Regions from separate parts of the Homo sapiens genome. Here region 2 is linked to region 1. A link is a loop called in an ENCODE intact Hi-C map of the cell type or tissue named here. Cell type or tissue: Calu3. All regions are shown on one strand. Each heading gives the region's core, and the rest is flanking DNA. Links, peaks and the distances in the headings are about the cores only.

Region 1 (11,887 bases), core at 2,130-10,129:
AGCAAAAAAAATCCTCCTGAACAAATGAAATGTCAGTCAAATCTCAAACATATTAAAGCAAGATATGCTATATTATTTTCCTAGATTAGAGATTAACTGGTTTCTAATTAATTCTGAAGATGTTTAATAATTTAGCATGACTAGTTTTAGGATTCAGGAATATCCTTTAATCCAGTTTTGTTGTTGTTGTTTTTATTTTTTCACTCAGGTGCCTACCTCCTTGTAAAGGTATTATCATGCAACTGGAATCTTAGCTTTTCAGAAAGCCACTGCTTTGGGAATTGGAAGAGGCGTAGAGCTCAGGATTTCTTCTTTCTGTCTTAATGAGCTGTAGTCTCTAAAGTGTTAAAACAGGCCAATAATTGAGGGGGAAAAAAAGAGTCTGAGCTATTCACATCTTGACAGTCCCCACTCTCACTCTTGCTCTGAGCTCAGGTTTGCCTCACAGGGATGTTTCAAAGAAATTGGGTTGTGTGGCAGTGTGGGTGGGAGGCAGGGAGGAAAAGGAGGATTTTAGAATTAAGTAAGACTTTTGAAATGGGTTGCAAATTTTCATTGCAGGGAATGTGTCATTAGAAATCATGGAATAGGTGCAATTTCTATCACATTTGCATTTATAGTTTTCAATGGCTTTTCTTGATGGTTGGATGGGGATGGATCTCTCCAATGTCTACCCGTTGACTCATGGGATCTTAAAGGAGAGACACGTTTCTAACTCTTGCTGCGGGGAGAAACTATAAAACTATAGTCCAGAGACCTTCAAATGGCCTCCAGTCTCTTCTTTAGTATAGAATTTTAGAGCTAAATGTTACCTTATGGATTTTTCTAGATGCTTGACACTAAAAATGTAATTGGAGGAGCAGCAACATTGCTGTAACAGCGGAGCTCGCTAGGAATGTAGAATCCCCACCCCAGACATTCCGAATCTGACCCTGCCTTTTTAATAAGATCCTCAAATGACTCATAAGTGCATTAAAGTTTGAGAGGCATTGCTCTAGATGAAACCCCTTATTATATAGATTAGGAAACTGTGGGCCTGATCTGGGGCATTATTAGCTCTCATTAAAACAATCACAAAACAGAGCCTACTCTTCTTCTTTCTCTGGCCATACTGCTCTTCCCCATATGACACTGCCCCTCTTGAACCTTAAATTCAGTGTTAATTGTGTATATGTGATCACTAGTAAAAAAGCAACTGGCCCCCCATTCGCATAAACAGATACTGTGTCTGAGTTTCTGTGATTTCTAATATTATTGCAAAAACAACTAGCACAGTGTCTGTGTATGTACTGGGTGCACAATGGATACTATAATAATATTAGTATTGTTAGTACTGACAGTTATTAGTGTTATGTGCATGGTAAAAGCAAGAGAAAATGGTGAAAGCTTTTCAGGCAAGGTATCTTGTCCTCTTATCCACCCAAGTAGCTTCAAGACCAGACCAGGAAATGATGGAAGGAAGTGGCTATGGTGGGACCTGGGTTTATTTTCACTTAGTTTCCTGCCAGAGGCTAGGAGGTGATCTGCCAGTGACTCAGAGCAGCTCATTACCATGAGGATTATTTTTACCTGCTTCCATGGCACTGATAAAGTAAAAAGATGAGGAGTCATTTAGAGACACCACCAACGTCTTTTGTGCTTTTGGGTAGAACCTCTAGTCTTCTGCTAATTGCAGGTACAGTCACTCTGGATAAATGGAAAACAACTCACTCCTGGCCAGCAATCTGTCTTCTCATTTTTCCCCCCATCCTTCTACCCTATCCTTCTTTTTCTACCTTCAATATTTATTGAGCACTTACCATATGCTAGGCTCCACAATAAACGGAAACTAGGCTCACACAAAAATGTATAATGCTTGGCTTCTGCCCTCAGAAAGATCTTATTGTAGCAAGAGGAGCAGACACTTCTGTAGAAGTGCCATGAGATGAGAGCTATGGGTGAATATGAACAAACACCATGAGAGAATAAGAGAACGTCTGATGAAGAATAAAACTAAGTGAGCACCTATAATAGCTGCAGGTTGTGATAATACATTACATATCTGTGTTACTGAGTTTTTCAAGGGGTAGGTGGTAGGAAAGTCTCCTTCGAGGTAGTAATATTTGAGTTAAGCCTTGCCGATCAAGTAGCGTTTCACCAGCTGGCAGAATGAAGAAGCGTCCTTGTTAGTAGAAGGACTAACGTAAGCAAAGATGGGACACAATGGAAGTGTGTCCAGAGAATTTAACAAATAGCTTTGTTAAATCATGAGGTATACAGAGGAGAATAGCAGAGGATGGTACTGGAAAGGTACGTGGAGGTTTGATTTTGAATAGACCTGAATGTCCTACTAAATAGTCTGGCCTCTATCTAATCCATTGCCAAATTTTAAGTAGTACAGTCACATAAAAAATGTATTTGAGTTTTAGACATATATCTCTGGCATTTTGGTTGTGAGAAAAGTTGGAGTTAGGAAGAACCAGCTTATAATACTATTAACATAGTTCAGGCAAGAGTTGCAAGCCCTCGTGCCAGCTCAGGTACAGAAGAAACAGATACGTTATGCAAAGATCTCTTCTCATCCCTTCCTTGTGTCTCCCTGGGAAGGGCAGAGAATGAACTGCTTAGCCTAAGATCAACATCTGGGGTTCACACAAGTCACCTGTGGTAGAGTCTCCTTTGTTCACACATATTTAAATACAAGAAAAGCTGTAAAGAAAAGGAAATTATGTATACACTTAGTTATACTTGGAAGTTAATCACCAATTGCAACCTTGGTACTTTTAACTACTTGGATTATAGTCAGAAACAATTTGCATGTTTTACCAAATCCCCTCACCTAGATTCCTACGTCAGAACAGCACCAAGATGCTCAGCACTTGTCAATACTCTTTCCAGCTGGCAGGTGAGATAGAACTTGGCTCAGCCTTTGACAACTGTAATGGCATCTATGGGATTTATTTGCAAGAAGCTGGATGCCTTCTCTCTTAAGATGCTTTCATTTCTGGGCATGGGATGCCACACCCAGGGCCTGGTGCATGTAATGAGTGGCAGAAATGAGCATGTCCATTGTAGAAGATGTTAAAATTACTTACTTTGGGGTCAGTTCTTTTTTGGGGGGAAAGGGGCATACATGATGGGTGACAAGGCAATAGTAGGAATTTGCTATTTGGTAATCCTTCCCTGTGAAGGAGAGAACTAGGACAGTCCTAACTGAGCTGTGTCATGGGTTCCACACACAAACACAGATCACCACCACTCTACTAACTGCACATGGAGCAGTGTTTTACTTCAAAGTGCTGAACCACTGTTACATCTTGTTCTTAAATCACAAGGTTTAAATAGCAGTGCCATGTTTAATTAGGGCCCGAGTAAGACTTCTGCTTTGAGGAAGAACAACCTCTGAAATGGATCCTTTCATCTCTGAAAGGTATGTCATAAAGTAAAAGCCTTATCCATGTGTAATAAGCAAAGGTGGAGTAAATTAGAATTAGAGATCTGAATTCTAGGATTTTGGGAAGAACTCTCTGAAACTATACAGAAGAACTAATTGATTCCTAATAAGAGCTATCTCTCATCCTGGCTAACATGGTGAAACCCCGTTTCTACTAAAAATACAAAAAATTAGCTGGGCGTGGTGGCACGTGCCTGTAGTCCCAGCTACTCGGGAGCCTGAGGCAGGAGAATCACTTGAACCAGGAGGCAGAGGTTGCAGTGAGCTGAGACTGCACCATTGCACTCCAGCCTGGGAGACAGGGTAAGACTCCTTCTGGGAAAAACAAAAAAAAAAAAAGAGAGCTATCTCCAAGTAGAAATCATGCTGGGGATGGTTTAATAAATGCATGTGTTTTATGTCTTAAATACAGTTTTAAAAGTGATCAGAAAGTTAATTTTCTTAAGTAGTGTTAACATACCTCCTTTGAGTGTTTGGGAAGCTGCGGCATAGCAGGTGGGCATGTAGTCTTTGAAAGCAGACAAATGACTTTTCAAATTTTTATTCCTCCATTCATTAGCTCTTTCATCTTGAGCATTTTACTTAGCTGTTCTAAATGCCCATTTCTCATCTTTAACCTGAGAATAATAAAACCCAACCAACAGGAGACTTACAATAATTCCATGAGATAATGTAAGGTGTCTGTCCCACAAGAGTGTGCACAATTCATTTTCTTTGAACTTTTCCCCCACAGAATAAAATGTGCTTCCCTTCAGACACATCAAGTTGATGTCATTTGATCTCTTGTCAGCAGGAATTGTATTTAAATTTTTTAATTTTTAAATTAGCATGCAATCAAATCGAATCTATGAATGTTACCATATTTATAGATTGATATAACCACAGAATGCATAACAGTTACATCTCCGCCAAAACACTCCCTTGTGCTATTACTCTGTAGCCTCCCCATACCCCTAATTCTTGGCAAACACTGATATATCCTATATCTCTACAGGTTTGTCTTCCTGAGACTATCATATACATGGAATTATGCCCTGTATAAACTTTTGAGACTAGCTCCTTTCAGGTCATATAATGCCTGTGAGATTCATCAAAGTTGCATGTGTCAATGGTTTGTTTCTTTCCATTGCTGAATGGTATCTCATTGTATGGATGTGTCACCGTTTGCTTATCTATTCACTCATTAAAAGACACTTGAATTGCTTCCAGATTTGGCAACTATGACTAGAGCTGCTATGAACATTCGATGTACTGGTTTTTGTATGAATACAAGTTATTATATCTCTAAGACAAAATACCCAGGAATAGAATTTCTGGGTCATATGGTAAATATTTGTTTAGCTTTATAAAGCCTGACAAGCTATATGTGTTCTCACTAGCTACATATGCTCTGTGTCCTCACTAGCACCTAACGTTATCAGGATGTTTTATTTTAGCCATTCTAAAAGGCCTAGAGAGGTGTCTCACATGGTTTTAATTTGCATTTTCCTAATGGCTAGTGATATTGATAATCTTTTCCTGTGTTTCTTCATTTATTTATTTATTTATTTTTGAGAAAGAATCTCACTCTTTTGCCCAGGTGGTAGTGCAATAGCGCGATCTCGGCTCACTGCAACCTCTGTCTCCCAGGTTCAAGTGATTCTCCTGCCTCAGCCTCCCCAGTAGCTGGGATTACAGGCACACACCACCATGCCCAGCTAATTTTTGTATTTTTTTTTTTAGTAGAGACGGGGGTTTCACCATGTTGGTCAGGCTGGTCTCGAACTCCTGACCTCGTGATCCGCCTGCCTCGGCCGCCCAGAGTGCTGGGGTTACAGGTGTGAGCCACTGTGCCTGGCCTCTTCATTTATGTTTTAACCATACATGTCCTCTTTTAAGTAAAGGGTCTGTTCAAGGTTGTTTTTTTTTTTTTCATGTTTGTTTTTTGCCTATTTTAAAATTGGGTTGTTTGCTTTTTACTGTTGAAATTGTGTTACCTGTTAATTTGAGAGTTAACCTCTTTATCTTATTAAGTCTTCTAATCCATGAGCACTGTATGTCTCTCCATTTAGTACGTTCTTTTATTTCTTTTATCAGAATTTTATAATGTTCAACCTGGAAATACAGTGTAAGTTATGTTACTTTTATAACTAAGTATTTTGTGTTCTTTTAAAGCTATTGAAGACTTTTCTTTTTGAGTTCTGAAATTTCATTGCCATTATATAGAAATATAATTTGGTTTTGTATGTTGACTTTGTGAAACTCATTTATTCATCCCAAGAGCTCCTTTGTCGTTTTCTTGGGACTTTTCTACATACAGAATTACGTCGTCTGTGAGTAGGGATAGTTTTATTTTTTTCCAGGCGTCTCCTAAAGTGTTATCTGTCCAAGGTTAATGACCACCTCCTGGTTTTATGCTACTGTGTGTCTACACTGAGAGAGAAAGGAGGAAAAATGTGAAATTGTCTGCCAGTTTCTTGGTACTTTAAATTTGTATCTTCTTTTCCAACCCTCCAGCTATTTTTTACCACTAGAGTCCTCAAAGAGATGCTCCATCCTTTCTGCACAGGTTTTACAGCTACATTCAACAGGAGAGACAATGTGAATTGTGCTTACCCATTTTACCTCAAACCAAAACCTAAGATTGATTTGGGACCATTTTTCTCCAGTAGTTAGAGTATATTTGTATTTCTCCATCCATACTCTGTTTTTCATTTCTGACCCTTAAGTTCCTTTTCTGACCTTAGTCCTAGATAGATAGCCAGGGTTGTGAGTATGAGGCATATCAGTGGAACAGAGTAAAACCAAGTGGATATTGAACACTGAGCTTTGGTTTCCTTAGCACTGTGCTCTCAAAAATTGAGTTAAATGAGTCTGGACACAGGACAAGAGAAAACTTTAACTCGGCTTATGTTCAGATTATTTCAAATGAGTGAGTTAATGAACCCCTTAAGCCACAGAAATTATCTGTATCAATTCACAAAACAGGAAATCAATGAACGCTTTCTTTGGCTGGCAAGTGTGGTTGTTGGAAATTCTGTGACATTTGCTTTTTAAAATGTGAGTGTGTGCGTGTGTTGCCAGCGTCGGTGACGGGCTGCAGCGAGAGGTGGCTTGGGGACCCAGTCAATGGAAAGAAAGAAATGGAGGAAAGTGGTGATGGGAGCCCTGGAGAGCTTGTTCTGACGGCTTTTACTGGTTTCATCGGGTTTCGTCTCTTGCTCTGGAGTCATCATGTAAACTTGGGTCTCTGGGAACATCTTTCCTTTCACAGTGATCTGGCTGATGAGGTTAAATCAATCTAATCCCATGAAACTGCCTGGTAGCTTCCTGCTGTTTCAGAATAAACTGTGGAAGAAAAGTCATCCCCGCCTTTAAGTTGCTGTCCTTAGTCGCAATGCATTCGGCGTTTTGGTAGCGACGCAAACACCAGCACATTTCAGGCATCGCTTTAATATTAATAATTCTTCCTATTCTCTCATTTCCACTGCACCCAGAGGCTCTAAGAGCTGGTCTGCAACACCGCCATCTGGTGGCTCCAAAGCTACATGGACGAAAAAACCAAAATCTTGCTGGTTTTTAGTTTTTTGTTGCTGCTGTTGTTGTTGTTTTGCAAGCCATTTCTTCTGCTGCTTTCAGTTGACTTAGGATGAACTTATGGCAGATTTGTGCATCATTTTATGCCTCTGCTCAAGCCATTTTTCTCTTCCTGGGGGCACATGCCCAGAGGCGTCCGAGGTCAAGAAGAAAGAAAACAGAGGGATTTGGAAAGCAGCAAGGGTTTCTGATAAGAAACTCTAAGAATTATAGAGAGAAAATGGTGCTACTGGGATGCATCTGATGTGAACGTAGTTGTATGAAGTTTCCTTGTCTTCTTGGGTAATTTCAGGAGTTTTTAGTCTTTACACAGACAATAGACAACATGTTTGAACTGGGAGATCTTTTTGCATTGACATTTCTGGGTTTTGGAGTCATTGGTAGAGAAAATGACTTCCACACCAAACTTCCCCCTGCTCAGTACCATGCCTTAGCCCCTTCTCCAGACTTAGCCCCTAAAAGTGCTTTGTTGTTTCATGTGTAATGATTTTTCCTTCTAAACAAATCTGGAGAGTTTTACTGTTCCCTGAAATTTTGAGTATTCTAGTTGAAAATGCCAAAATGAACACTAGCTGCTTCAGTAATCCTGATGGGAACATACGTTTGTAAGAAACAGGAATCTGCTGTGTTTTTATTTTACTCCTGTGGGCATCTCATCTTTCTCCCCAAGTTACTCACCTTAGGAATTCCTTTTTCATTTTTTTCCAATTTCTCCTTAATGTGATGTGTGTATATTTTTGTATGTATGTATACATGTGTGGGTGGGGTGTATGTATGTGTGTTATATATTCTCTTTACTAAACTTAAATTCCTGCATAAATAAGAAAAAAAAGAGGCACCTCTGCCTTTCAGGAGTGACTGTTCTTCAAGATTTTTAACTATGCCTCCAGGTTGTGTCCCCACCCCTCAGAATCTTGTCAATTAGAGCATTCACTGCAAGATCTGAAGACGTGGTAGCAAAAGCATCAGCATTGCTGCCTAGCTTTCTCCCCTTCATCATTTGTCCCGCAGTTGTCAACCAAGTTCAACCTATTTGAGAGTTGTCATAAAAGCCAGCTAGAAGCTCAGAAATTAGTGTTAATACAGCAGCCTCTTCACTCTAAGCAATGAAAAGAGACTGGTTATTGGGCAACAGAAAAGATACAGTGAAGATGAAATGGTACCAAATTATCTATATGCTGTATGACCAATCTCTGGACATTTGAGTATCAAAGTGATTTATTATTACACATGAACTTAGAAACATTTAAGGACAGAGACTAAAGCTATTTCATATCCTCCCCCTACCCCCTGCCATCCAAAATCTTAAGAACTTGGAAATTACATACTAGTTCACTCAAAAACATACATAGAGACTTAATGATCAGTTGGAACCCAAGTTCCAACTTTATTATAGTCAAATTCATGAAAAGTCTACAATTATCTGGATCACTGATAATAGTTGTATCAAGAATACAGAAGTAAAAGAAAAATTAAGGTTTCCTGACAATCCAAAATTATGTCACAGATCCCATTTACCAAAACTTACATTTTAGTTCTTCATTCATAGGTGAATTTCTTAAACCCATTGTCAATATACATAAATGACTTAATTTTCATAGAATTATCTCAATAAGTTTGGCCAAAACCACATTAGAGATACAAAGTTTGGCAGTGAAATTCTGGTTTAGGCAAACAAGCTTACAACACTAGGGCATTACAGGTAACAATTTGGGGAAATTTTTTTAAACACACAAAAATAAAATCAAGAAGTCAGCGTTCCAGTGGCCTGGGACATTTTGTATAGGAGTTAGTAGCCTCATCAATCACAATACTTCCAAGTATCGTAGGGTATTATAGCATCGCATAAAACATTAACTGCACCCCAGAATCTAGATTATGCTCTTCGTCCTCTGCTTGAAAGGCAATGAATATGTATGATATATTTTAGGGCTATTTCCACAACAAAATGGTTGAAAATATTAAAGATACATAACAGTGAAACCCTCTGCTTTACAGAAATAAGACATATTACTGATGTATTTCTGGCACCAGAATGGACCTGCTGAAGAATCCCAGTCACTATAAGTGTATAGGCAAAAATGTCTGACAGTAGCATGAATGTTCTTGAAAAATTGAATGTAAGTAGAACTGAAGGTAGGAGAAGAATGTTAATTTCATGGAGATGATTGTTAGTACAGAATTTGGGATAGAAAGGAAGTAATGGGAAGGAAGAGTGAAGAAAGGAGAGAATTAAAAACAAAGTCATATATTCATATACCATATTATTTATTAATTAAACAAATTTTACTGAATATCCCACAACAAAATCAAAAACAAATATTGGTCTCTGAGATAGTTCTAGCATCCAAATTTCTTGGCTAATCTCCTAAGTAAATAGCTTATTTTAAAGAAAATCAAAAGTCAGCGAACAAAAAGTATAAATCCAAAATGTGTGTGGGGGGAGCAATTTAGAACATTTTTAGACCCTTGTAACTCAAATTAGAATCTATGGATCGGTAGCATCAACTTCATTTGGGTGCTTGCTGAAAATGCACTTCCAGGAATTATCAACATGTGACTCGTGCAGTTACATAGGGCCTTATGCTCAGAAGGGCTCTGGGATTGGTTTAATATGTTGTTTTTGCCATCTTGAAATTCTTAATTTTTGAACAAGGGTCCCTGAATATTCACTTTGCACTGGACTCCACACACCATGTAGGCCCTGTGCAGGCTCTTGGGCCCCACATCTGAGCTGCTGAACAAGACTCTGAATTTTGTCTTCAGGTGATCTATCTCCCTGTGCCCTAAAATTTAAGAAACATTATTTTCAACCATAAAGAACAATTTTAATATGTAGTATTTTTTTTCTCTTGTATCACGTGTACCATTCACATGTTTTATTGTTCATTGCTCCTGCTTTAAGTTAGTGGGGGATTCACTTACATAACCTACTATACGAATGACCTTCATTGTTGGTATTTTGTGTAACTGCTGATGAATGTGTGTGTCTTCTTAACAGGTTTCTCCTTCATGAAACAAAGGGTGAGCACCATTTTCAGTTCAAAATGTGGGTAACAGGATGAAGTCAGAAAATCAGTTAAAATTGGAAGAAAAGGAAGAAATAAGAGGAAACTAAAGAAAGAAGGCCAAAGAAGAAGTGGAAAAGCAATATTGAAAGAGTGAGATTGTTAACATTGTTGTATCATAAAGAACTTGTGTTGTCTTTGTCTTGGGTTCTTGGCATGGAGTTTTTAAAATCTTTGGGATTTCCTAAGTGTTAAACATGTCTTTGTTTTTTATGAACATCTCGGATCACACCAGAGTGTAGGATAATGAGGTGATTCATAGCGGGCCCAATGATAGCTTCAGGAAGCGGGCTGGTCAACAGAAAGGACAACCGTGTGATTAGAAGGTTGGCCTTTGAGTCGGCCCAATCTCCAGGGAGAGGGGAGTGACTGGACTTAAAGTTCAATTACATGTCCAGTGGCTTAAGCAGTCATTCCTATGTAATAAAACCCAATAAAAACTCTGGACACTGAAGCTCAAGTGGAGCTTCCTGGTGGTGTGAATATGTTGATGTGACAAGAGGGTGGCAGACCCTGATTTCACAAGAAGGTTCAGAGCTCTGCATTTGAGACCCTCCCAGACTTCACCCTATATATCTATTTATTAAGTTGTTCCTGATTTGCATCTTTTATAATAATAAAAACGTAATAATAAGTCCAGCACTTTTGTAAGTTTTATGAGTTATTCTAGCAAATTATCAAACCTGAAAGGATCTTGGAAACCCTGGAATTTGTAACCAATAGTTCAGAAATGCTGGCGATCTCAAAAATATGGCTGGCATCTGAATTGGTGATAGTCTTATTGAGAATTGTGCTCTTTAGCCTGTGGAGTCTGCATTAACTACAGGTGGTTAGTGCTAGAATTAAATTGTAGTCCCCAGTGGATAGCCAGATAGCTGGTATTAGAGCAAAGGTGAAAAAGTAAATGCAAGATGTTGACCCTGTTTTGTGTCTCCACTGAGGTCAAGTCCCTGGTCACATAGATGCACACTGAACTGCAATAAGTCATTCGAAAGTGATGGCTTTGGGATGACTGATTGCAGTTCAGCATGCATAAGCCAAGCTTGCAATAAGCCAGGCTTGTACTCTGCTTTATACACATAAAGCTGGTGGCCTGTACAGGTCATGAGACTCAGAAAGAAGATGCCTGTTCATTCTCAAAGTAAGCTCCCAAAGCTCCTAAAGACAAGGGGATGGGAGAAGCAAGGGAAGAGAGTGGGAAGTGGGGAAAACATATTGTCTTCTGTAGCTGGGAAGTTCTAGCATCACAAAAATGGGACTAATGATCTACGAACCCTTGCTACCTCAAAATCGGAAGTCCTTAATCTTTTTGGACTGCATAAATGCACTTCATAATAAAAGCTGCAGACTCTTAGTTCAAAAAATTCAGCTACAAATGAAATTTTGCTTATAATTTCATCGGTTCACAGGCCTTCTGAAACCCATTCATGGTTATCTGTTCCAGTGACTCAAGGTAAGAGGCCCTGTGTTATGTAATAGCATGGATTGGTGAATTCAGTGGTGCCTGAATTCGATATGCTAACTGACCTTTGTCATTTAGACTTGGATATATTGCCTAACTTCTCAATTTGTACCTTTCATAATTTTTGTGAAAGTCACATTTGACATAAAAAAGAAATCCAATAAGTGGTAGCTGTTATCATATTCCTGAAAACCCATCTGCTAATAATATGCGTGTGTATTAGTGGATTTATTTTTTCTCTTCCTTTAAAGAAATATATAATAAACAAATATAATATATATGTGCTTAATTGTATAGAGAAGTGCTCACTGTTAAATAAAATAAATAAATTTGTGAAAAAGAAAATGG
Region 2 (11,887 bases), core at 2,080-10,079, 330 kb before region 1:
CACATGCATAAATAGAATCAGAAATATTATGTATTATTCTGCAATTACATCTTCTTCAAATTTAGCATATCTCGCAGGTTTTTCTAATGATAGCCTGCTTAAATATGCCTGAAGGAAACAGAAATTGAAGTCTTCATTTCCTTTTGTGCTCTGCTTTCCCAGGGTAGACTTGCTTCTTTCATCCATCCACATCTGATCCAGCCTCCCAGTAAAGCAGTAATTGCTGTTCAGGTCAGGGAAAGGGGGCAGAAGGGAAAAGGTGAGGGTGCCGAAATAACATGAGCCACAATGAGTCTCCAGCCTCGCCCAAATGTAGGGAATGCAAAGAGACCAAACATTAATTCTTGAAACTTTTAGGTAAACAATGATCAGCTGGCCTCAGGGAGTAAGGCAATCCTGACCTCAAACCAATCATGATCAAGCCCACATTTGTTGGTCATTATCTACCTGCAAAAATGTGCAAGTACTTTAATGGTATGCCGCCCATTACTGACCCTTTACTGACAAAATAACGGAAGAAAGGGAGGAAGGAGGGAGGGATGGAGAGAGGAAGGAAGGAAGAAGAAAGGAAGCAAGGAAGGAAGGAGTGAGGAAGGAAAGGAAGAGGGAAGGAAATAAGGAAGGAAGGAGTTTTAAGATGCTCTTCTTATGGAGGGGTTGGAGGTCCCAGGAGCACACAAACAAGGCAGAAAAGGGTTTATTCTGAGTTTATGGTATGATCATCTGATGTTTACTAGGTAAACTTTCTATACTCAAATTATTCTACTCTGGAGTGAGATGGTCTTTGAGGAAGCATTCTTAAATTTATTTGGTTTCAAACCCAATGAATCAGATACATTGTCATCCACTGGGTCCTTATCTACTATCCCCCTCCCCATCTTCCAAAACATAAGCAATAAAATTATGCAGGAGAGCTGTTATTTTTGTATCGGAGAAGGAGATTCCTAAATGTACAAGACTTTTTGATGCAGTTGTAGGAACAATCAAGTCTTTGGTGATGATTCACTCAGTCCTGGGAGAACACAAGAAAATCACTACTCAGGGCTTCTCTGGAAACCAGCATAGGGTATGTGCTTATGGAGCCAGTTTAAAAATTTGGAATGATTCTCATCATGTGGAAGGGTTTAACGCAAGTCTGGAGCAAAAGCCTCGGTGGCCATGTCAGTCTGATTCCTGGCATAAAATAAGGTGTGCTCAGATGAGATTCTGAATAACATTTCATAAGGTGACTCTTTATAGAGGTGTGGGCGGGGTTAGAGTGGGTGTTGAGGCACTCAGGGACGAGGAACAATAGTAAGCCCTGGAGTAGTGAGGGAGGAACGAGTGTTATTGGAGCCTGTTGAGACTGTGGCCATTGGGGAAGGGCCACCTGTCAGGAGCTATAGTCCTAGAGGGACAGGATGCAGCCAATGGCATAACTCTGCACTGAAGCAGGAAGGGAGCAGCGGGAGAAATACTCCTGCCTCCCCCTCCTCCTGTATTCCCATCTCACTTTGTGACTGATGGCTGAGCGAATTCCACAGGATCAGCACCTCAGGGCACAGAGCAAAGTGGAGAAGGTCAGATAATGAATTTCAGTGGTGGTAGTGATGGTGTGATGGTGGGTGTGGATACAGAGAATAGCCATCATTTCAGCCTAATAGAGATTCAGACTACAGATGAAAACAGTTCAGGAAAGGAAACCTTGGCAGAATTTCATTAGGCTCAGGATTAAATCAAAAGGGCAAAGAAAGTGTTGTCCATGTCACCCTCATGTCCTTAGGGCTTGAAGGGTGGAGAGTAAAGTACCAGTCACTGAACCTGGAGAGTCTTGCTCTTTTGGGTGTTGACACCATCATAGACTCCATGGGCTGGGAGAGAAACCCACGTGGGGTTCATCCCCCTGCCTCTAGGAGGGCATTGATAGACTATTCCAGGGAGATGGGAGGTCTGTCTTTTCATTCACACCATGTTATGAGCTGTGAGTTTTGATTCATTATTCACCATGCAAGCAAAGTGAAAAAAATCATTTAAATTATAAACACTTGGAAATTTACTATGGGACACACAAAATTTTAGACTTTGTCCTGGATATAAACAAGATATGCTCTTTGCTTTTCTGAAGCTTATATTCTGCTGAATGAGACAGATACATGCAAAGCAAATTATAATTTAAACTGAGATGTGATTAGTGTTGTAATGCAGATAAATACAGTATATTATGGGAGAATAAAAAAGTGGAAGGTTACTCTTTATGGTGAATATTAAGGAAAGCAGAGTGATATTTCAGTTGGGTCTTAAAGAAGTGGGGTCAAGGAGGTGGGCAGAAACAGAAAGATGAAGAGGTACAGCTCATGTGTGGGAGATGTGGATGGCCCTGGAATGGCTGGGGTACAGACTGAGTGACTGGGGGTGAGAAATGGACTGGAAAAGTCTACTGGGGTTGGACCATAAAATACTGACTATCAACACTAAGGTATTTGGGACTGAGATTGCGGTTGCCCATTCAATATTCATTCCCAGCTTCATCCTTACTAACAGAACACCATCCATGTTCTTTCAGAGTGGCCTCATGTTCATTTAAAATGTTGAACTTCCCCAGCTACCCTTGCAGGTAGGTATAGGAGCATGATGTGACCCAGTTCTTACCTACAAGCTGTATGCAGGCATCTACTAGGTAAGGTTTCTGGGAAAGCTGTAGTATGACTGATAAAAAGGGACTCAGATAGCCCATGGCTTTTGTTCTTTTTTCCTCTTTCCATCTTCCTATCCAGAATGCAAAACCAAGGCCTGGAGGCAGAACAGACATCCTGTGACCTTGAAGCAAAGGTTCACAATTGGGAGGGCAGGAAAGGAATGAGAAAGAACCTGGTTCCTGATGACTTCCTATAACAGCAGTATCCATCCCAAAAGGCCTACCTTTGGACTTCTTAGGTGAGAAAAATAAGGCCCGATTTTTCCAGCCTCTGTGGTCATATTTCTGCTATATGAAGCTGCATATACTAGCTCAGTGCTTGAGTGCTTGAGTTTATGGTATAGGATATGTGGAACCACTGAAGCCTAAGAAGTAATAGCACAGACATGGGGTCAGGGGCCTTAACCTGTAGTCCAGCTCTATCCCTAGACATAATAAGTAAAGACCTGGTGTTAGGTGATCTGGCTGCTTTGAGCTCAGCTCTATCCCAGGATAGCCAGGTAACTCAAGGTGATTCACTTAGCTTCTCTGGGAATTGCATCCTCAATTAGAAAATACGGATTTTCTTAGAAATTCTCTGAAGGATCATCCAGCTCCATGGTTTCCTGACTGGGGCAACATATTAGGAAGATGGCAAGTGGAAATGTGGAGGCTGCCTGCAGAGATGAGAGCTCAGAGCAGGAAAGCCAGTGATGTAGTTATTATGCTTGGATAGGTAGAAGGTGGTAAGATCGCGAATCAGGGGCATAGAAATGCAGACAAAGGTGTTGGTTGTGAAATCACTGGGTCTCCCAGATTGATTGGGTGGGGGCTGTGCTGTGTGGAGAAGTTGTGGCTGACTGACCCAAAAAGTGAATAAAATACAAAGAATATAAAATGACTGGGTCTTCTTCAATATTACAAAGGTATTGAATAGATTTTTGGAGATGTAGAAATTGTGCATGGCTTTATTTATCACTCTTAGGAAGCCATAGACATAGAAGCCAATGACAATAAAAATAACTTCATGTTAACACTTCTCCCCTGAAGAACTCCAAGCATGTTTATATAATTGTTGCAAGTTTATCATTGCAATGCCCTTGCACTGTGAAGAAGGGAGGTGTGTGTCATCTCTCCCCATTAGCCTGACGGAGAAACTGCCATCTGAAGAAGCAGGGATCTGCTCAAAGTGTGAAGGTGAGCCAGGGGCAGAGCTGGCACTAGGAATTAAGCCAGCCTCACCCCAGACTGGGTGTTCCTTGAGGCCTGTGAGACATGAGAAAACCTAGGATTTGGGAGCTCTGTCCCCCAACACATTAATAGTTCCAGAGTGCATGCTCTAATAAAGAATATCTTTATCTCTTTTTATGTCACTTGACACGTTATGTTTCTCTCTGGAGTCAGATCTGGAGGTGCTAGGGCATGAATGTCTTATTCAAAGCATCAGAGTTTATATGGAAAACAGGAGCAAAGGTGCCCTGCCTCAGTTTCCCACACTGATGAGGCGTTGCGAGGCCACTGTGACCCCTGAAGGTGTTTTCTTCTTAGCTTGCTCTTTCAGTTTGCTTACCTGCCAACTTTGCCTATTATGAGACTTCAGGTCTCTATTCCTATTTTTTTTTTAACCTACATTTCAATTTGGTCCAATCTCAGACACAATTCTTTCCCAGATCTCTCTTACAAACAATGGTGCATAACTGGTATATTTTGATCCCAAAATGGCATCCGAAAGCGTTCTGCAATGCCGCCAAGCCAGCACTTTCGGAAGCATCTGACGATATTAATTTCAGTCTATTTCCTGAGGTTTGCAGGAAACTAAAATGAAGAAAGCGCTGTGGCCAAAAATTAAAGCTTCATGGAAAAAAAAAAGGAAGATTGACAGGAAACGAGGCTTCAATAGGACAGCTTGCACTGAGTAGTGCTGTCCTCCTTCCTGCATATCAACATATGCATAGGGAAAAATAGCTCTCTCTCCTACTTGCAGCATGGAGATTGGGAAGGGGCCTTGCCTACACGCTGTAGGTATGTAACAACTGGGGTAAGTATACACAAGAGACTGAAGCTCGGGTCCTTTAGACGGGCTTGAAAATTATCCCTGGTGGCCAGACTTTTTCAGAAGAACAAAGATGCATTCAATGTTTGTCCAATTTTTAAAAATCTAAGCAGACAATACGATCAGTTTTTTGCTAAAATCCACAATTTTGTGGTACTGGGTTTTTCCACCTTCCTTGTTTTTTATACATTTGAATCTGATGTTTCAAATTCAGGCCTTTTGGGAAAGAAATTCCTTTAAATCTTCCATGTGCAATGATAACTCGAAGCAAATTCTACCCCCAAACACACTGTCTTTCCTTTCAGAATAACTTTCTTTGTCTGGTTTTCTTTTATTCTGATGATCCATGTCCCGGTTTTCTTGACAGTTTCTTGCATGGCCTGAGCCTTCCCTCGCTGGGCTCCTGCGAGGGTCTCTTCCTGTTTCTCACCAGTAGGTGGACGTAGTCCTGCTCAGCACTGCAAGATTTCCAACATTTTTACTGATAGGCCCTGCACAGTCTTAGGAATCGCCAGGAAGAATGAACAAGTGAGTCATCGGTCAGTCACCCCAAAGCGTGTGAAGATAGGAGGTGGGGAGGGACAAGTGCTGTATCTTTCAAAGAAAAAAATACTTTAGCTGCTTACCTCCACTGTGACATGCATTTTTGAAAGTAGAGCCTAGTCCCTCCTGTCTTCCGCAGCTGTCTTTGCGTATTGAGATGACACCTGCAAGAAGGAGATGGCAACACCTGGAGGTATGCGTGGGTCTGCAAATTTGTGGCTACGACAGGACACCTGGGATTTTAGGGAAACACTAAGGAGTCATTGTGGATCATGCAAGGGGCATTGGACCCTACCAGGCTGGACTTTCAGAGGGGCAGGTGAGTTCCTAAAGCAATTTAGTCAGGGAATGAGGGAAGAGAGAAATGTGGAAGGTGCCCAGGCTGGGCCGAACTGAGACATGACACAGCCCTGAGCTCTTCTCCGCCCCACTGTTTTATAGTCCAACTGAGACTTTCCCTTCTTTCTTTTCTTTTCAAATCTATAAGCGCAAGACATGCCCCAATGCCACCATGGATAGTGTTAAGTCTATTATGATTTGTTGTTATTGAGATGAGGTGAGAGATGGGGTGGTGAGAAAACAGTTCTACCTCACTCCTTGCTGTAAATTTTAATAAAGATGGGGAATTAAATTCAGCACACGCTCATGCCTGCAGTGGTTTTTTTTTTCTTTTTCTTTTTTTGTGAGACGGAGTCTCGCTCTGTCACTCAGACTGCATTCTCCTGCCTAAGCCTCCCAAGTAGCTGGGATTATAGGCACCCACCACCACACCTGGCTAATTTTTGTATTTTTAGTAGAGACACGGTTTCACTATGTTGGCCAGGCTGGTCTTGAACTCCTAACCTCAAGTGATCCACCCACCTTGGCCTCCCCAAGTGCTAGGATTACAGGTGTGAGCCACAGCACCTGGCCACAGTGGCCCTTTTAAGGACACAATATGTTATCTCTTCCAAATATTCCAATACCCATATGGGGTCTCTGACTATTATGATCCCCACAAAATGGATGAAAAACAGTGGCTGGGAGAGGGAGTGGTTTGTCCAGGGCCCAGGGTAATGGAGTAGGGAGTGGCCACTAGAGTGAATTCTTGAGAAAGTGCATGGTTAATTGTAAATCACTCTGCAAACTTTGCTTGTTCTTGTTCTTCTCAGACCAGAAGCCAGGATGAGTGGTAAGAAATAACAATGGCAATTGGGCCCGCTGAGTGAGTAATAGGGTTAGAACAAGACTTTGGAAAAGTCACCTGGATCCCTACAGCCTTTGTTCCTCTATGATGTGGGCCCAGATTGTGTCACGGTGGTAATCTGGATCCTGGCACTGCCTTGGAAAGGCTTGGTGATGTGCCAGACACAAGACAAGGGCACGGGCGGCCCCCAGCAGTGTTTTCAGCAGGAAGGAGGGAGTGGACGAGTGGCTGCATTGAGGAGTGGATATTTTGGAAGGGGAGATTTCCTCTGGGACTTCTGAATCTTTAAAACTCTAACGAGTTAGACGAAGGTGTACCTGGTCCTGTGGCCCCCGTCCCACCTTCCTGCTCAAGCTCTGAGACATTTAGTCCTGGCTTGATGGTTATTGGCACAGATGTTAAAAGGCCATTAATGGGGAACATGGAAAGCTTTTTCTGAGCTAAAAGGTAAATGTGGGTTTGGCCTATTGATCTGAGCACAATAAACAGTTTTCATAATTTGAATGCCTATGTTGTCAGACACACAAAGGCATTTGCTCAATCACAAATACAGTAAACACAATTTGCCAGTGTGTGAGTGGCAGGCATGAGCCAGAGAGAGGAGACGGGGGTGAAAATGTAGGCTGAGCATTTGGAGAAGTAGCTCTCAAGATTCTGAACACCTTGTGACTATAGTTAATAACGTTGCATTGTATACTTAAAAATTGCCAAGAGAATTGATGTTAAGCGTTCTCACCACAAAAATGATAATATGTGAGATAAGTAATGCATATGTTAATTAGCTTAATTCAGTCATTCCACAATGGAAACATATTTCAAAACATCCTGTTTTACACCTTAGATACAATTTTTGTCAATTAAAAAAACAAATAAAAATTTAAAAAAAGAAGAGTCCAATTATTCTGCATATTTTGATTGGTTCTAAAGAAACTGGAATTTTTATAGAAGTATCATGAGAAAGAAAAGACAAAGTCTCAATGGAAAATGAACTTTCCAAAAAATATAAAGAGAATATAGTCATCTTATGCTTGTATGTATATTTATTGTCATATAAGTAAATGTACACTTTAGAAAAGTTTAAAATCCAAAAAATTCTCTAAGAAAATAACTGAAAATAAGATAACTACCTGCAGTATTGATGTATCCTAATATTTTCCTATGCAAAATTTTCAACATGGCTGAGGTCAAAGAAAAATTAGTTTGCTTTCTATCATGAATATTTACCCATACCACTAAATATTCTTCCACGTGGGGAAAAAAGAGATTCACCTGATCAAAAAGCTGGTGCTTTACAACCTGCTTTTCCAGAGCATATTTGGGCCATCCTGTCTTTTGGTTTGACCAACAATTCAGAATCATGGCTTCCATAAATGGCTTTGATATTGTTTTCTCTCATCAGCGAGCCTAGGGGACCTTGCTCATTTGAACAGATTGGTCTTGGTTTCAGATGCTCTGGGAATTTGCATTTGTGAACCTTCCTTGGCATGTTCCTAATGGAATCTGGGGGCAGAATGGAAGCCTGGGATGGCAGGTGTCCCTGGCTGACTGTGATTGGATTGTCCAGGCTTCGTGATCCCCCTCTATGAACTGTTCCTATTTGGGACCCAGGGAAAATCATTTTAAAAGCTGAAACGTTTTGAAGTAACAAATGACTGCTTTTTTTCTCTTCTCATTTCAGGCATGCTGAGTTTTAGTTTAGAGTGGTTGCACGGGGGCCTCTTCATCATGAATCTGGAAACCCTCTATCATTAAGGATTAGTTCACAGATTTCCTGAAAGTAAAAGAAAAATGGAAAAGGTAAAAACTTGATGTTTTCCAAATGCTTGACCTTTGGAGCATACCCTAGTGCTGCACTTTCTACGCAGACGATCTCCACAGAATTTTCTCCTTCCTTACTTTATGTCACTCCTTAATGCCATTCTCTGACTTCCTAATTCTCAGTCCATTCACACCCATCCACTGATTCACAATACCGATGTCAGCTCCGAACTTCCATTCTTTTTCTTTTTTGTCCTCACATGTCCCTGTTAGAAAATAGGAAGACACCAGCCACCACCTTGCACAGACTCTGGGATCTAAGACCACACAATGAAAGGGAGAAATCAGTGGCTGAAGGAGTCACTTCATGACTGGGGAGTACAAATGATCTAGACCTGCACCGCCTGATGCTGTAGTTACTACCCACATGTGGCTATTTAAGTTGAAATTAATTGAAATTAAATAAAATAAAAAATACAATTCCTCAGTCACAGTGGTCAAGTGTCAAGTGCTTAATAGCTGAATGTAGCTAATGGCAACTGTATTAGACAGTGCAGATTTCATAAACCATTTTATAGGCCGTGTATATCAGCACAGAAAGTGCTACAAGACAGTGCTGATGTGTCTCTTTACATAATCAGGTTTAAGCTGGCACTGTCTAGGGTAATGGCTGAAAATCAGGGTTTGTTCCTTCGGGACGACAGTTGGAGAAATGGTCAACCCTTGGTTTCATAATAATAATGCCTTTGAAGGGAGTAAGCCAGAGATAACTTCTTCACAAAATTAATGGTGTTTGTATCTAGGTCTCCAAGCCCCAATGAAGGAATTTAAGATTAAGAAACTTAAGTCTATTTGGAAACAAATGAACAGGCAACCATCTACCATGACTGCTATGAAAACTGAACTGTGTCTCCCTAAACAGTCCTATGTTAAAGCCCTAACCCCCAGTGTGGCTGGATTTGGAGAAAGGGCCAATGAGAAGGTCATAAAAGTTACACGACATCATAATGGTGTAACCTTGACCCAATAGGACTGGTGCTCTTAGAAGAGGAAGACACCAGAGCTGTCCCTCTCTCGGCTTGCACTAAGGAGGAGGTCACGTGAGCACACAGTGAGAAGGCGGAGGACCATCTGCAAGCAGGAAGAGAGCCCTCGCTAGAACCCCCCACGGTGGCATCTGATAGTGGACTTCTAGCTTCCAGAACTGTGAGAAAATACATTTCTGTTGCTTAAGTCACCCAGTTTGTGGCATTTTGTCATGGCAGTCTGAGCAGACTAATACGATGAACTTGCATTTGGGTTGCTGCTACTCATAATGGCTGGCATTTGTATAGCACTTTGCAAGGTGATTTTATATCTCTGATTTACTTCTCACAAAACCTCTTGAGGCTGGTATTAATGTTGTGATTTTACAGATGAGGAAAAAGCCTCCTAAGAGCTCTCTGATAATCAGTGATCAAACTGAGATTGGAAATCGGGGCTTCTGAGCCCTACTCCTGTGCTGTAACCACTCTGCAAAATTGTTTTACAGATCTCCCGTGGTTGCCCGATACAGACTGTACCTGGGCAATGCTGAACATGAGAGTGAATCCATGGCTGCTCACACATTTGAATCCGCTCAATAGAATAATCAAAAGTTCAGGAACATGGAAATCAATATCACACAGTTAATAAGGGGTCTTTTCCAGAATATCAAAATTATTTGTGTACAAATGCATATTTAAATGCAAGTGTGTAATTGACAAAAAACATGAACAAGAAATCTACAGATGAGGAAGTTCAAATGCTAATAATTGTTTTTAAATGTGCAAACTTCTTAGTCAAAAAGAAAGAGGGGTCATTTTTACAATTATCTAATTAGGAAAAAAATTTAAAATCTTGTAATATCAAGCATTGAGGAGGAAGTGTCATAAATTAATTCAGCCTGTTTGGAGAATAGTTTGTCCATATCTAGTAAAGCTGTAGATGGGTACACCCTACATTCCAGGAGTTGACTTCTAGATGTATATTCTAGAGAAAAATCTGTTTGTGTACACAAACAGATATGATCAAAGATATTCATTGCAGTCTTCTTAGTAATCACAAAAAAATTGGAAGCAAGCTAAATGTCTGTCAATAAGGTAATGGGTGAAGTATAGTCCATTCATATAAAGAAACATTCTCTAGAATTTAAAGTTAACGGACTTAACTCCATCAATATAGATACATCTCAAAAACGTGTTGAGTGAAAAGGGCAAGTTACAAAACAGTTATGTGTTCTTAAAAATTATTTAGGAACCAATTGATATTATATATTGTTTGTAAATACCTAAGTAGTAAAAATATAAACATGGATATAAAGAAAATCCACCTTCAAGGTAATGATTACCTTTGACGAGGGAGAAAAAGAAATGATAAAAGGGAAGTTCTTATCTGACTTTTTACTTCAGACTTTTTTCTAAAGCAAATGGGAACAAAGAATTAACGTGTTAAATCTGAGTGTCATGTGGGTATATGCTAAATTATTCTCTATACTTTCATGTATATATACATTTTTTATAATTTAAAATCTCAAAATATTTTGGAAGATCAGTATTCTCCTGACCATTCGCTGTCAGCACTCACAGCCCCTGTCCAGGTATTTATATTCTCCAGAGCAAACAAGGGCAGGTATTCATATTCTCCAGAGGGCCAAAAGAGGCACTCAGAGAAAATGCCTTCTGAAGGGGCCCCAGTAAGTCAAACGTAGATTGGAGTGTGGCAGCCTAGCCAGGAGCAGGCACCATGCCCACACTGTGCTAAACACAGATGCTGTATGGGGCCTGAGACCCTAACTTACAATAGTGGGGAAGAGTCAGGAACAACTTCCCTTGGCTCTGCCTGTCTTCACCCTAGATTAGAAGTCACCACCTGCCTTATGACTTGGCTCTAACACTCACATAACAGCTTAAGAAATCAAAAACTTAAAACTATTTCTTAAAAGCAATTAATGTGAGACTTAGGCAATTTTTTTCTTGGGTCTACATAAAGCTTAGCTTTGCTAAAAGTGGTTTGTTTGTTTTGCAGGGATAACAAAAATAAAAAATATAATTAGTGTTTCATGAGTCACCCAGCTGACATGCACCTCTTCCTTTTAAAAGCAAGCTATTGAGACACCTTCACCATTCAACACCTTCCCTTTCCCTGCTGCCTCCCTTTTCCCCTCCGAATTCAAGGTTCTCCTAGACTTGCAGAAACTTTGTGTGATATGTTCAACGTTTACATCACCTTCCTAAAACATGTGTTTTCTAGATTCTTCTTGGACATCAGCTGACTTAACCATTGAGGAAATAAATGAACATCTATTGAGCACCTGTTATGTGCTGATGCTTGCTCACTACTTGTTTCATTTGGCTTTACTGGATTCTTATGACAATTCTTTAAAATGTGTGTAATCATTAATATTACCTTCATTGCAGAACTAAGAAAACTGACTCAGAATGAGTAAGTAACTTGTCTGCGTTTACAAAGCTAATAACTCTACTAGGTGTAGTCAGGATTTAAAAGCCACACTGGGACTCAAAGTCCTGGGTTCTGATTCTGAATCTGTGACTCATGAATGTGACCGTGTGGATCACTTACCTGTCAGAGCTTTAGTTTTCTCATTCCTGAAATGAAGGCAGAGGACTAGATGATATCCAAGTTTCTTCCTAATTTTATGATATTTTCTGTGGCA

What was found. Hi-C counts contacts between places; a loop is a spot of excess contacts. Peaks named below come from ENCODE experiments on the same cell type or tissue, not always from the same donor. Only the 100,000 strongest peaks of a DNase experiment are listed, where the experiment ranks them.
Region 2: a loop joins it to region 1, with 7 times the contacts of the local background. A loop is called at or near these places in 12 of 110 quality-filtered maps.

Annotation. Positions count from the first base shown.
Region 1 is chr11:127,339,102-127,350,988 of GRCh38, forward strand. No RefSeq gene overlaps it. Among named protein-coding and RNA genes, the nearest start is that of LINC02712, 74 kb to the left of the region's middle. RefSeq lists an enhancer at 1,205-1,374. In Calu3, for the core only: no CTCF peak of the experiment used is centred there; a DNase peak (open chromatin) is centred at 6,930.
Region 2 is chr11:127,012,509-127,024,395 of GRCh38, forward strand. No RefSeq gene overlaps it. Among named protein-coding and RNA genes, the nearest start is that of KIRREL3-AS3, 16 kb to the left of the region's middle. In Calu3, for the core only: a CTCF peak has its summit at 5,132 (motif pointing right); a DNase peak (open chromatin) is centred at 5,233.